Regions from separate parts of the Homo sapiens genome. Here all the other regions are linked to region 3. A link is a loop called in an ENCODE intact Hi-C map of the cell type or tissue named here. Cell type or tissue: endothelial cell of umbilical vein. All regions are shown on one strand.

The links. A loop is a pair of places that touch in the nucleus more often than their neighbours do. Peaks named below come from ENCODE experiments on the same cell type or tissue, not always from the same donor. Only the 100,000 strongest peaks of a DNase experiment are listed, where the experiment ranks them.
Region 1: a loop joins it to region 3, with 11 times the contacts of the local background. A loop is called at or near these places in 4 of 110 quality-filtered maps.
Region 2: it touches region 3 in a loop (7-fold over the local background); 7 of 110 quality-filtered maps call a loop at or near these places.

What each region holds. Positions count from the first base shown.
Region 1 is chr15:39,428,609-39,432,608 of GRCh38, forward strand. No RefSeq gene overlaps it. Among named protein-coding and RNA genes, the nearest start is that of THBS1, 150 kb to the right of the region's middle. In endothelial cell of umbilical vein, no CTCF peak of the experiment used is centred here; DNase peaks (open chromatin) are centred at 1,543 and 2,393; H3K27ac peaks cover 3,925 bases.
Region 2 is chr15:38,826,008-38,830,007 of GRCh38, forward strand. No RefSeq gene overlaps it. Among named protein-coding and RNA genes, the nearest start is that of LINC02694, 130 kb to the left of the region's middle. In endothelial cell of umbilical vein, no CTCF peak of the experiment used is centred here; DNase peaks (open chromatin) are centred at 2,354 and 3,294; H3K27ac peaks cover 3,716 bases.
Region 3 is chr15:39,126,784-39,130,783 of GRCh38, forward strand. All of the region lies in intron 1 of LOC105370777 (a long non-coding RNA gene), which reads right to left. Among named protein-coding and RNA genes, the nearest start is that of LINC02915, 120 kb to the right of the region's middle. In endothelial cell of umbilical vein, no CTCF peak of the experiment used is centred here; DNase peaks (open chromatin) are centred at 878, 1,508, 1,638 and 3,968; H3K27ac peaks cover 3,903 bases.

The DNA of each region.
Region 1 (4,000 bases), 300 kb after region 3:
TCAAGAGACAAGGAGAAGGAAGGCCAGGACTTTGAGCCTTTCCACCTCATGCAAGAGTGTCCTCTGAGCCTCCACTGCTCAACTCAAGCACGTGTTTTTAAACATTCCAAAGCACTCCCAGTTGCAAAGGAGATGTTGTAGGATGTTAGGTCTCAGCACAAGGAACCCAAACCTTCAGGGGCTCTCCTCTACATTATGCTCCCATTTTTCTCCCAAAATATCGATCTCCACCCACCCTAGACATAGAACTGGAGAATAAGTTCCAGTTTCATCCCTTTGCAGATCTTAGGGGGACCCATCAAATTCCCAGCCACTGGGTGAAAATCAGCAGCTTCTTTATAGGACCTGAGTTGCCTTCCTAGAGGATCCTAGAGGAAAAAAAAAAATCTTATCCTTCAAATACTGCTGTCTTCCAAAATACGTAAGGACGCCACGGTGAATCATAGTGGACACCCTGCATTGGTTGGGTTATTATTTATCCTAGAAGCTTGGGTTCTTGGAGCCCTAGCTTATTTAAGCAACAAAGTCCCTCACAGCCCACAGGTGAGGAAGTGAGTGTAACAAAGAGATCATTGGACCTAAAATCAAAACACCTGTCAAATCCCGGTTCTGCCACTTACTAGTTATGATCTTGAGCCAGAGACTTAATTTCTTTGAGCCTCAGATTCCTTTCTGTAAAATAAACAGTTGTGTGACTTACCTTACAAGGATCATTGTAAAAGGAAAGAAGACCTATGTAAGATTCTGTGTTGAAAGAGCTCAGTACATAATCATGTATTTTAAAAATTAGATGTGGCTTTAATTTTTAAATTTTTCTCATTAAATTTGACAGCAAATTATGTTACTTGGCTATGAATTTAAACCTTGCTTACGTCTCTTATTTCTGGGAAAAAACAAAAAACACCTGCAAGGTTATCCCACTGCTGATTCCTGAGGGGAGGTCCCTCAAGGGCACATAAGGTGACAACTCCTCCAGCATGGACAACAGCCACCCAGAGATGCCAGGGAAGAATAGAGGGAACTCTCTTCTTTTTCCAACTTTCCACGTAATTTGTAATTGTTGTTTAAACTCTCAATCCTCCTGGTGATATGATAGGCTCAACTTTCCAAGATACTGAAGTTGAAAGAGTTTAAAAAAAAAAAAAAAAAAGGTATAACCAGGAAAGTTAGCTTTAATAATCTCCATTCCAGACATTTTAACCCACTTGAAAGGGGTAATACTTACCCCCCAAAACCTAAAGGGTGACTGTTTTGAGCATGAGGTGTGGGGAATAGAGATTAGCGTGAGAGGGAGGAAAGTGTTAAAATAGAAAGAGGCAGAGAGGAAATGAAATAACCTTCCTACCTCTTATCCTTGAGTGCTTTCAAGAGCCTGTCTGGGGCCAGGAGCCCCAGGAAACACCAAGGCTGTTTCTTGCCTTCACCTTTGGGCTGTTTTTTACTGCCATTCATTAAGAAAATCTTTTCCATCAGCCTTATCATCCTTTTCTTGGCTCTTGGTCAGGTTGAGTCAGACGTGGAACATTTACTTTCACAAAGACTAACCAATCTTTTGTCTAGACGCAGATGTCTTCCACCAAAGCTTGTTGATCAGGGTCATGAAAGAGGCTGGTAAACACGTAGGCCCTTTTGTGTAACTGAACACTGTGGGGGGAAGACTGAGGACAGAGGAAATGGAGAAAATGGGGGGAGCTAGGAATTTGTTGATAGCATATAAAAGTGGGCAACTGAAAGCACTGTGAACTCTCTTTGTTTGAAAAGTGTAAGGGGACTAGTTTGTAGTATCCCTAAAAAGGTTTGCAGATCAAGAGTGGAACTGGGTTTCAAAGGCCCCAGGGCCTTTTCTTGTCCTGTTGCCTCTGCCTGGACCATTTTCTGTCCTTCCTCTCTACTTCCTCTTCCCGGGCCAACTTTTATTCCCTCTCCCAGTCTTTTGCTAACAGCCACTTCCTCAGGAAAGCTTTCCCCAGCCCCTGCGGCTAGGGCAGGTTGCCCCATTACCCACTCTCATCACACCCTGCACTTTGCCAGTGCAGCTGTCTTCAGTACTATAATTAAATGATGATGTGTGCACAGCTATTTGGACAATGACTACCCATATTCATTAGTCGTTGGGCATTTTGTAAATTATCTTATAATTGAGCTAATTGTAATCTTTAAGCAGTAATATTACACAACAAAAACGTGTATAATTATTATTAAACTAATAATGTTGTCTCTCTGGCTAGATATTAACCTCCTTGAGGGCAGGGACTGCTTGGACCTGTATGTAATGGGGTGCCCAGTGCCTGATACTGTGCCTAACACATAGGTGGAGGTCAAAATATATGTTGAATAAATCAATGTATGAGTTTGTCCATGAGGGCAATAAAGGGGAAAACGTAAGGGGAAAAGCATCCAGAGAATAGTTCCCACTGGTTTAGGCTAGACAAGCAATGTACCAATGTTTTGGTTGCCCCAGAGTCCCTAGTACGGAGCTATTTCCTACATCATTCACCATCCTGAGCACAGAGACCTTCTGAAGTCTTATTCCATTGTTGCCTTTAACAGCAAAGAAAAAAGAAACTTGGAAGCCAGCTCCCTGGATGTACTGTATATCTTTTGAAAACAAAAAGTGGTCTTTGGTCATTTCAGAGAAATTTTAAATTCATGGTAATATGAAAAAGAACTCATTGTTTAAGAAAAATATTTTGGCCAGGCACAGTGGCTCATGCCTGTAATTCCAGCACTTTGGGAGGCCAAGGCATGAGGAACATTTGAGACCAGGGGTTCAACACTAGCCTGGGCAACATAGTGAGACCCCCACTTCTACAAAAAAGAAAAAGAAAAAGAAAATTATCCAGACATGGTGGTACATGCCTGAGGATAGCTTGAGCCCAGGAGGTTGAGGCTGCAGTGAGTTGAGGAAAATAAACGTCTCATTTCTCATTCCAAAACCACAGGGACACTTTACTACAAAAGTATGATTGCACCACTGCACTCCAGCCTGGGCCACAGGAAAAAAAAAAAAAAAAGAAAGAAAAAGAATATTTTCAAGGAGTGAATTAGACTATAGTTTTGGAAGTCTGATTCATCCTTCATGTAGTGTATGTTATGTTGCATTAGCCATCTTTCCATGAAGTTCCATCACTAGATAAATGAAATTGAGCATGTCTCTGCATAGGTTTGGTCCTTCAGAGGTATTGTTGATTCTACAAAAGCAGAGACAGTCTCATGCCTATCTTTTGTAAATCCAGGACACTATGGTGTCTTGGGCACAGAATAATCACTGATGAGATGAATAGGTGCACCAAGTCAAGAGGTCCTTGAAAGGTCCCCCATTAAACCTATGTTATCCCCCCATTAGTTTACCTCACAAAGCATGATTCCATTCTTAGGGGAAAGTTTCACAAAATGGCTCTCATATCTCCCTCTCTGTAGACTCCTAACTTATTGCAGCCTGGTTTCTCCTGGCCTTCATCCCATGATGTGTACCAGCTCAGTGTGTCTCCTTCCTGCTCTCTCCTGCTCAGCCCTCTCCCAATCCTCCCTCTATCTTTTTGATCTTCAAAGGAGTCAGACAAGGAGCACATCCCCCTCCAGGCAGTATTCTCTGCCAGTCTTTTCAGATGACTGTATTTTCCTGGTCACAAAACGTCCCCAGTGTCCAACATCTTCTTGAGTAAGCATCTACATAAAGGAAGCAAGTCATTTCATGTGTGCACTTCCATTAATAGATTCTCAGGATCAGCACCCCAGGGATCTTTTACAAGCTCAGTGGAAGTATTAATAGCATCCTACATTAAAAGATACTTTTTAAAAAGTCTGTTAATTTAGTCAACATTCTTAGCCTATACATCAATGTCAAAGCAATGGGATAGCCAAGATCCTTGAGCACTGGTGGCCTTAATGTGCTGCTAGTGCGATGGTGATGTTCTTAAATTTGTAATATGTCTTCACTTAATTGTAGCTTGATTTCTTTTGAATGAGCTTATTTATTTTAAGACCTGGGTCTGTGCTT
Region 2 (4,000 bases), 300 kb before region 3:
GGGCAGGGTGGTGGCAGAAGCATCCCAACCAGACTGGTCTTGCTACACCAGGGTCTCTCTCCTTGGTTGTGGTACATTCACAGGCCTGGCTGTCCTGCTTTCTGTCAATCATGTGAGCCCACCAAACCCTTCCAATGAAAGCTCTTTCAAAGTAGCTAGAGGGTTTGAATGGATGTTTTCGTTTGTTTATGTTGTTCAAAATGAAGGAATCCTAGCTGGTAGACAACTTATTTCCAGCCCTTATCAACTCTCTCCTGGAATATTGCAGTAAATTTCTTACCTGATTCCATATCTTCCATGTTCCTATCCTTTATTAAGTTTTCTACATTCTTTCCAAAGTGTTATATGTAAGAAAAATTTAAAATCAATGCTGACTTATTCTTGATTTTTAAGATAAAAAATCAACTCCTAAAATTTCTCATGTTCCCATGCCCTGTGCCCATGCTCCAAAATTGGAGCCTGTGATGCAGTGGAAAGAGCATGGCATTTAACTTGAGATCCAAACTTGAAACATGTGGCTTAGCATGTTCGTTAAACTTTTTCATCATTAGTTTTTCGTACGCAAAATGAAGAATATATACTCCTGGAGTGCTTGTGAGCGTTTGATGGGATAATACAACTCCAGCTTTTGCAGCGTGATACATTCTCAGTAGATGGTAACTCCCCTACCTCCACCTCCTTCCCTAGTGGGGCTTGCTGCTCCCTGATGGATCTTGATAAACTCTGGATGAGCTTGGATGCCCTGGAGGTCCCTGGGGTTAAGAAATTGGATGCAGCATCAGGGCATTATGGTACTTGGTTTTATGGCATGGCAGTCATACATGGCATTTTAGGGAAGACAAGAGAGCATGGGGGAAGAATCTGACATTGTGTGTTGAAGCAAAAGGATTGTCATTTGCAGTGTGTTCCTGACAGCTCTGGTTATACAGGTGGGAGAACCGGATGCTTTATTATGAATCAGTCAATCTCTTAAGCAAGTGTTCTTTAAAGTATTTTGATTGCAAATTGCAAAAAATAGTTGCAATTCAGGGCCAGATGCCATGTTTATTTCTTGGTTCTCAGCCTACTCTTAGCAGATAAAAATGACCAAATGTGAGCATTCTGTGTGCTGTGCAGAAGTAACTATCCCTACCAACAGCTATGTGCACCTATGCTCATTTTCCACGGAACCTTCTTAAACTCTTCATGTTTGAAGTGGCCTATTTGTTCTTGCTGCCAAAGTTGAAAGAAATGTTAGCTAATTATAGAGAGGGAGTTTGTCTAACAGAAGGGCTTTTCACTAGAAGCTGAAGGGAGCTGTTTCCCTTTTGGATCAGCAATAGCTTGATGGGTTTGAAAAAGTACACAGTATCATCTAATAATTTCTAATTGGACTCACTTGAGAAAATACATAATGGAGATTTAGATTATAAGGTAGGGTAAGAATATTTGTGTTGATGTATATGTTAAACTAGCAAAATGGGTATCATCTCTGCTCCACTGGGGCTTATAAGCCAAAATGAACATGATGGATCTATAAGTAACAGGATAGGCTCACAGAAGCAGTATCACTTTTTGAGATATCAGGATTCTGAATGTCAACCAAATATATGAGAGTAACCTGCACAGGAGTGTTTTGCTCTGGCAGTGAAATTGTAAATTGCCAGCATAACATGATACTCAAGGGGAATGGCAGAGGGGGTTGCCGGAGGAAGGGTATTTTTATTTCAATGTAATTAGGGAAGGTTTCCTTGCAGAAGTGATGAATGCTTTCTTTTTTGTGCTTTCCTTGAGGCATTAAAAAAAAAAATCTCTATTCTGAGATCTTGGCAGTTCTTTCCAGGAGCTGAATTTGTCCCCTTTGCCCCTTCTCTACACCTCTCCCAATTGCTCTAGATCCAAAGAAACCATGATCTGAGCTGTGAAGTGTTCAGAGTCCTAAGTTCTAACTCCAATGAAGCTCTCACCTTACACAGTACCACATCCAAAAGGGGCCCAGGGCTTTTCTAGGGATCTGTCCTCAAGTTGGAAGCCAGGGGTTCTCTGGGCTGAAAGTCTTTTTTGATCAGAGAAGCCAAGCAGGGTGACACCCCAGTCCCCTGAAGAGGCCACAGAACTTCAGATATATATTTCACATCATAGCACTCAAGTTTAGGCAGTGTTTTGGACAACAAATGTCTGGGGTGGAAATTGCGTGTATGCTGACCGTGAAAATGAAATTAGAGTGTTCCTCTGTCCTTGAGAGCAGGAATTCCATTGTTTGGCCCCATGTGACCTAAATTTGACTCTGAATATCTTTGGATACCACTAATAACCATGACTATTGAATGGTGGGAAGGTGATGACATGAATTTCCTCAAACTCAGAGGGACATTCCAGAGGGAAACTGGGTGACTCCAGTGTTAGCTCTTTTTCTGCTTAGCTATCAGGGGAGTGAATTGTACCTCAACTGGTTCTGGAGCCTTCATTCCTTATCTCCATTAGACGTCAGGAAATGTCTCTAAGCCCTAATCACCCGATGGTATTTTATAAAGCACTATGCCTAAGCTTCCCTTTTCAGTTGAAATGTTGAGGACTGAAGTGGGCAATGAAGACCTTGTTTCTTTGGCTACTAGCCAACCTGGATTAAAGAAGAAAAACAGCTTTGACAGAATTTCTTTTGAGGTGGTCCAAAGACTGTTTTCTGGAACATAAAAAGCATCTATATTCCACTGTGATTTTGTTAACTGTTTGCAGTAAAGTTTGAAGGTGTTTGGCCCAATCTGAATACCAGTTAACCCACGATCTCTGTTTGATACATCTATCCCCAGCTGGTGACATGCTCTTATTAATCCTTTGATCTAGTTGGGTATCTAGTGTGTGGTGCTGAAACAAAATTTTACCCTGTGCACGAATCTCGCTTCTCCATCTTATTGAAAGATGAAAGCATAAGATGGGACATGAGGCAGAAGACAGGGTTTTGGTATCCAGTTCTGGGGCTTGAGGACATTTTAAGCCTCAATTTTATGTATAAAATGGCAACAAAGACTTCTATTTGTCACCATCATTGAAAATAATCAGATGAGATAATGAATTAAAAGTGCTTTGTACATCAAAAAGCCCTGATTAAACAAACACTACTTCTAAACAACTTGATGAATACAACTCCTACTAATATAGACAGGCTAGAAGCAAACTTTAAGCATAGATCTAAATTTTCAAGGAATGGAAAGTGGCTCAATCTTAAGTATCTTTTCACATGACTTGCTCTCTGTTTGGACATTTCCGAGAACTGAAAGTTACCATGTTGCTAGAAACTCATACAGTCATTGGAGGTGTTCTTGGTGCTGAGTGATAGAGCCACTGGGGGTGTTATTTCCCAACAGAATTTCCATTGTCTGCTGAATTTGTTTTTGTTGGCTTGACTCTTCTATTGAAATCTCCCTGATATCCTGTTATTAGGAAACTTGGGGATTATTTTCCCTTCTGTAAAATGGGGATAATATCCCCTAGGGTTTTTGGAAGATTTACGATGAGATATTCTCTGTAAAGTACTTACGATAAAACGTTGTCCACAATATGTATATAATAAATGTTAACTATTACTATTATTGCTGTTATTACTTTGATTACAATTATTGGGTGAATGACAAATTGTAATGGTCACTTTTCTCCCTTTGACCAGTCATTGACTAAATTAAGCTTCAAGTGCTTTTGGAAGGAAGAATATGTGAGATATCTAAGAAAAGTTGATAAAATGTTATCTTCTTTGATAATAGAATGACCAATCGTTGACTTTTTTTTTTTTCCTTCTTTTGAATGACAGAGAAATGCCAGCTCCCTGTAAACATGAGAAAGCCCAGATGAAATAAATAAGGTGCTTCACATTCTGCCTCTCAGCCACATGCTCTGGGCAAGAGATTCTAATTCTTCAGAATAGCCACTTCCCAAGTTCAAATGGGGCCATCCTTCTTCTCTGGCACTGGCAGTGAGTGCTGGGGCAGTCTGTATCATGTTATGGCAAATTACCTTGAGGTCACAA
Region 3 (4,000 bases):
CTCCCGGTTCAAGTGATTCTCCTGCCTCAGCCTCCCATGTAGCTGGGATTACAGGCGCCTGCCACCACGCCTAGCTAATTTTTGTATTTTTAGTAGAGACGCGGTTTCGCCATGTTGGCCAGGCTAGTCTCGAACTCCTGACCTCAGGTGATCCGCCCGCCTCGACCTCCCAAAGTGCTGGGATTACAGGCATGAGCCACCACGCCTGGCCCTATTATTTTTTCTAATTAACAGATGAAGGAACATATTAAGCAATTTGCCCAAAATCACAGGCAAGAATTTGAACCCTATTAGTCTGACTCCAGAGCTTGGGTCTTAGCAGCACCAAAGGTAACAGTACCTATGTTTAAAAGGATAAAATTAGGAATTTATTGAAAAATATAAGTGGTCAAGCTGGGATGGAAAACTAGTTTTGTTGTTGGTCTTTTTTCATTCCCAAGCAAGAACATGTTTTACTGCCTATCCCACTGAATTCTAGCCAAAGATTTCTCTGTAATAGAACAATAGAATAACTTTCCAAAATATGGTAAGAATGCAGATAGACTAGCAGTGGAGTAAATTCCCTTTCTCAAAGCAGGCAAGGAGGGTGCAGAGGGGTTAATCCTGATGACCCTTGTCAAGGGAGGACACTCCCAGATATAGCCTAGGCCATAAGGCCCAAGTCTCTTCTCTTTCTGAAATTCTGCTCTATCCCCTTTTAGCTTGTGAACCCAAAACTGGAAAGCTGCTTGGCTCTGTTTCCTCAGTTTTTGTTCTTGACATAGCAATCCAACGTTACTTACTCTTCATTTACTCTACACCTACCCCATCCGTCCTCAACAGACCATGATATCAGACCTTGGTTTTTAATTCCCCTCCCTTTCACTTAGTGCTTTAGGAAAGACATTGTTGACATTGGACCAAACCTCACTATTATTAACTCAGACCTGAGATACTTCTTCTGGTATATAACATTGTTTAACAGATTTCAAATACTCCAAACTGGATTTTCTTAAACCTCTAATGCAGCAGAATCATAGAGATCTTTAAAAATATGGATTCTAAAGAAAACATGACCTTGAAATAGACATATAGTTACAAAATAGGAAACAAAAAGCGTTAAATGAGAATGCACATTTCATGACAATTACTCGAACTTACACATGTAATTCTGTGAACTTTTCTGTGTGTTATACTTTAAAAAAACAAGTTTACCTTCAAAAGTATATGTTTCTGGGGTTTTTCTCCAGGCCTCATGAGTCAGCAATTCCTGCATTAGAGTCCAGGAAATTTTATTGTTAAATTGTCCTTAGTCATTGAGATAAGCAATTAGTTTGGCGAAGTACCAAAACTCCTAGGAGAGCAAATAGTATGTTAAGAATTCTAAGGCCAGGAGGATGAGGTTTATTTCCCACACAGAGAATGATTCTGGAAAACAATTAGATTGGGAAAATGTGCATTTCACTCCTACAAAGTCATGTGCCACTGCCTGGATGAACAGAGTATATATGTGATGCAGCCCCCTATTTTAGTCCACTAAGAGCCACCTTTCTTCTTTCAACTGCAGCCTATAGCTGTAGAGACAAGAGCAGAACTGCAGAATGTCACCATTTGAGAGGCCCTTTACCCACATTCTTGTCCTGATGAGTCACTCACTGGTTAAATACAGTAGGTAACCTTTGTGTGCTGAATCCCAGCCTCTGAAATCATGCAGCAGGCCAACTCACTACAGTGAAAAACAAGCCTCCCCTTCCTCCTTCTGTGGTGGCAATAACTCAGTTGTGGGCTACAGGAGATCCTTGCGTGCCAAGTGAGCAAGTTATGGGGTTCCTGGTAAAGAGAAGTTGCTTGTTTGGATCAAGTTAGATGGATGTAAATTTTGAAAAGGCCAAACAAATGGGTGATGCTCTCTTGTTTAGCATTTGTACTAAGTTATCTTCACAAAGAGCTATACAAAGGCTTAAAATAAAATCAACCAGTCTCAATTCTTCCAGCCTGGGAGAAAAGAAACGCCCATTAGGACACTGATCTTTAAGATGCTACCTCCTTCAGAAAAGTGGCAAAATGACCACAAGATGTTTGTGTACTAAATGTGTACTAAACTGAATGTACACTAAACCAAATTCTTGAAATTCCATCCATTTACCCTTTCACCCATTTCCAAAATTACACTTCCCCAGTCTTTCCACCTAATGAGTGGCTCCACTATTCACCATGATAATTAGGTGGAAAACCTAGGAGTCATCCTTGCCTCCTCCCTTTTCTCATACTCACTATGCAATCCATGAAACCATTATGATCCCTTATCTGGTGTAGTTGATGCTGTTCTGCACTACCGCAATGTCTCCCTTTAGAACTAAAGTACACATTCCATATGACTTCAGCAGAAGTACTGACCGGAAGACATCAGCCATTCTGTCACTGTCCACCCTACAGCTGGTACAACAGGTGTATTAACAGAATAGCCATGGTCACAAGAGTGGAGCCTATGCTTGGGCCCATCAGTATGAGATTTCACTTACCAAAGCTCATTTGGTTATTACTGCCACTAAGTTGTTTTTTGTTTGGTTGTTTGTTTCGTTTTTTTTTAGATGGAGTCTTGCTCTGTTGCCCAGACTGGAGTGCAGTGGTGTGATCTCGGCAACCTCCGCCTCCTGGGCTCAAGCAATTCTCTCGTCTCAGCCTCCTGACTGGCTGAGACTATAGGTGTGCGCCACCACACCTGGCTAATTTTGTATTTTTAGTAGAGACCAGGTTTTGCCATGTTGGCCAGGCTGGTCTCGAACTCCAGAGCCACTAAGTTTTTAATATTCCAGCCATAAAGACCAAACTGGAGTCCCCAGTTTGGTAGCACCCTAAGTGAGATGAATCACCCACATGCTGGTGAATTAACTACACTGGATCACTTTCATCCTGGAAGAGGTTTGCTTTGCTTAATTGGACTTAACTCATATTCCAGCTACTAGCTTTGCCTTTCCTCCCTGCAGGGCCTCAGCCAGCACTGTTATTCAAAGGCTTAGAGAGAGTGTGATCCAACAACATGAGAGCCAACATAATATACTATCATATAATTGCAGATATGTATTGCAATATACGTAACTGCAGAATCCACTTTACAGCATCAGAGGTTCAGCAGTGACCATGGGATCCACTGGAGCTACCACATGCTACAGTACCCAGAGACTTCTGACCTGGCAGTGCTGTGGACTGTCCTTGTGAAGGTGCAACTCTGGTACCAGCTTGCCGATGAAGTACGTACCCTAAATCAATGACCATCGCATGATGCTGTATTATCAAAAAGGAAGAATACATGGATATGGGAACTGCATAGCAGAAATAAGGGTAACTCTGCTTACCTTCACTCCCAGTGACCCACTTGGGTAATCTGTGCTTCCCATCACCACCACTCTAGGTTTTGTGGGTCTGTGTTTCCCAGAGAAGGAACACGTCCACCAAGGAACATATGAGTTTTATTAAACCTTATAGTTCAACAACCACCCAGTCACCTTGAGCTTCTTAGCCAAGAAAGCAACAGACAAGGAAGGGAATCACTGCCATAGTCGAAGTAAATGAGCCTGTTTGTTAGGAGGCAGGACTGCTCTATCACAGTGGAGTCAGGGAAGAACACATTTGGCACCCAGTGATCCACAGGGAATCTCTTGGTTATCCTCTGACCCATTTGACAGCACATGGGCAACCAGAAGGGCATGGTGACCAGAGCTCGGACCCCTTAGGAGTGAGTGTCTGAGTCTCTCCATTACATAAGCTACTGGGCCAGCAGAGGAGTGAGCCAAATGCAGAGAAGCTAGAATGGGTAGTAAAGAAGGTAAGTTTTAGTTATAGTCAAGAGACCAGTTTTTTCCCCTGGAAAAACAGACTAGTAAGAATCCTAGAGCAGCTACTGCCAGATGGGATGAAGAAACAGGAAGCAGCTGGATGCAGATGGCACGGGGGTTGATTGTTGTTGATACCCAAATGCCCCTTAAGGTTTGAGCCACTCATTCCCCCAGTTGCTGGAAGT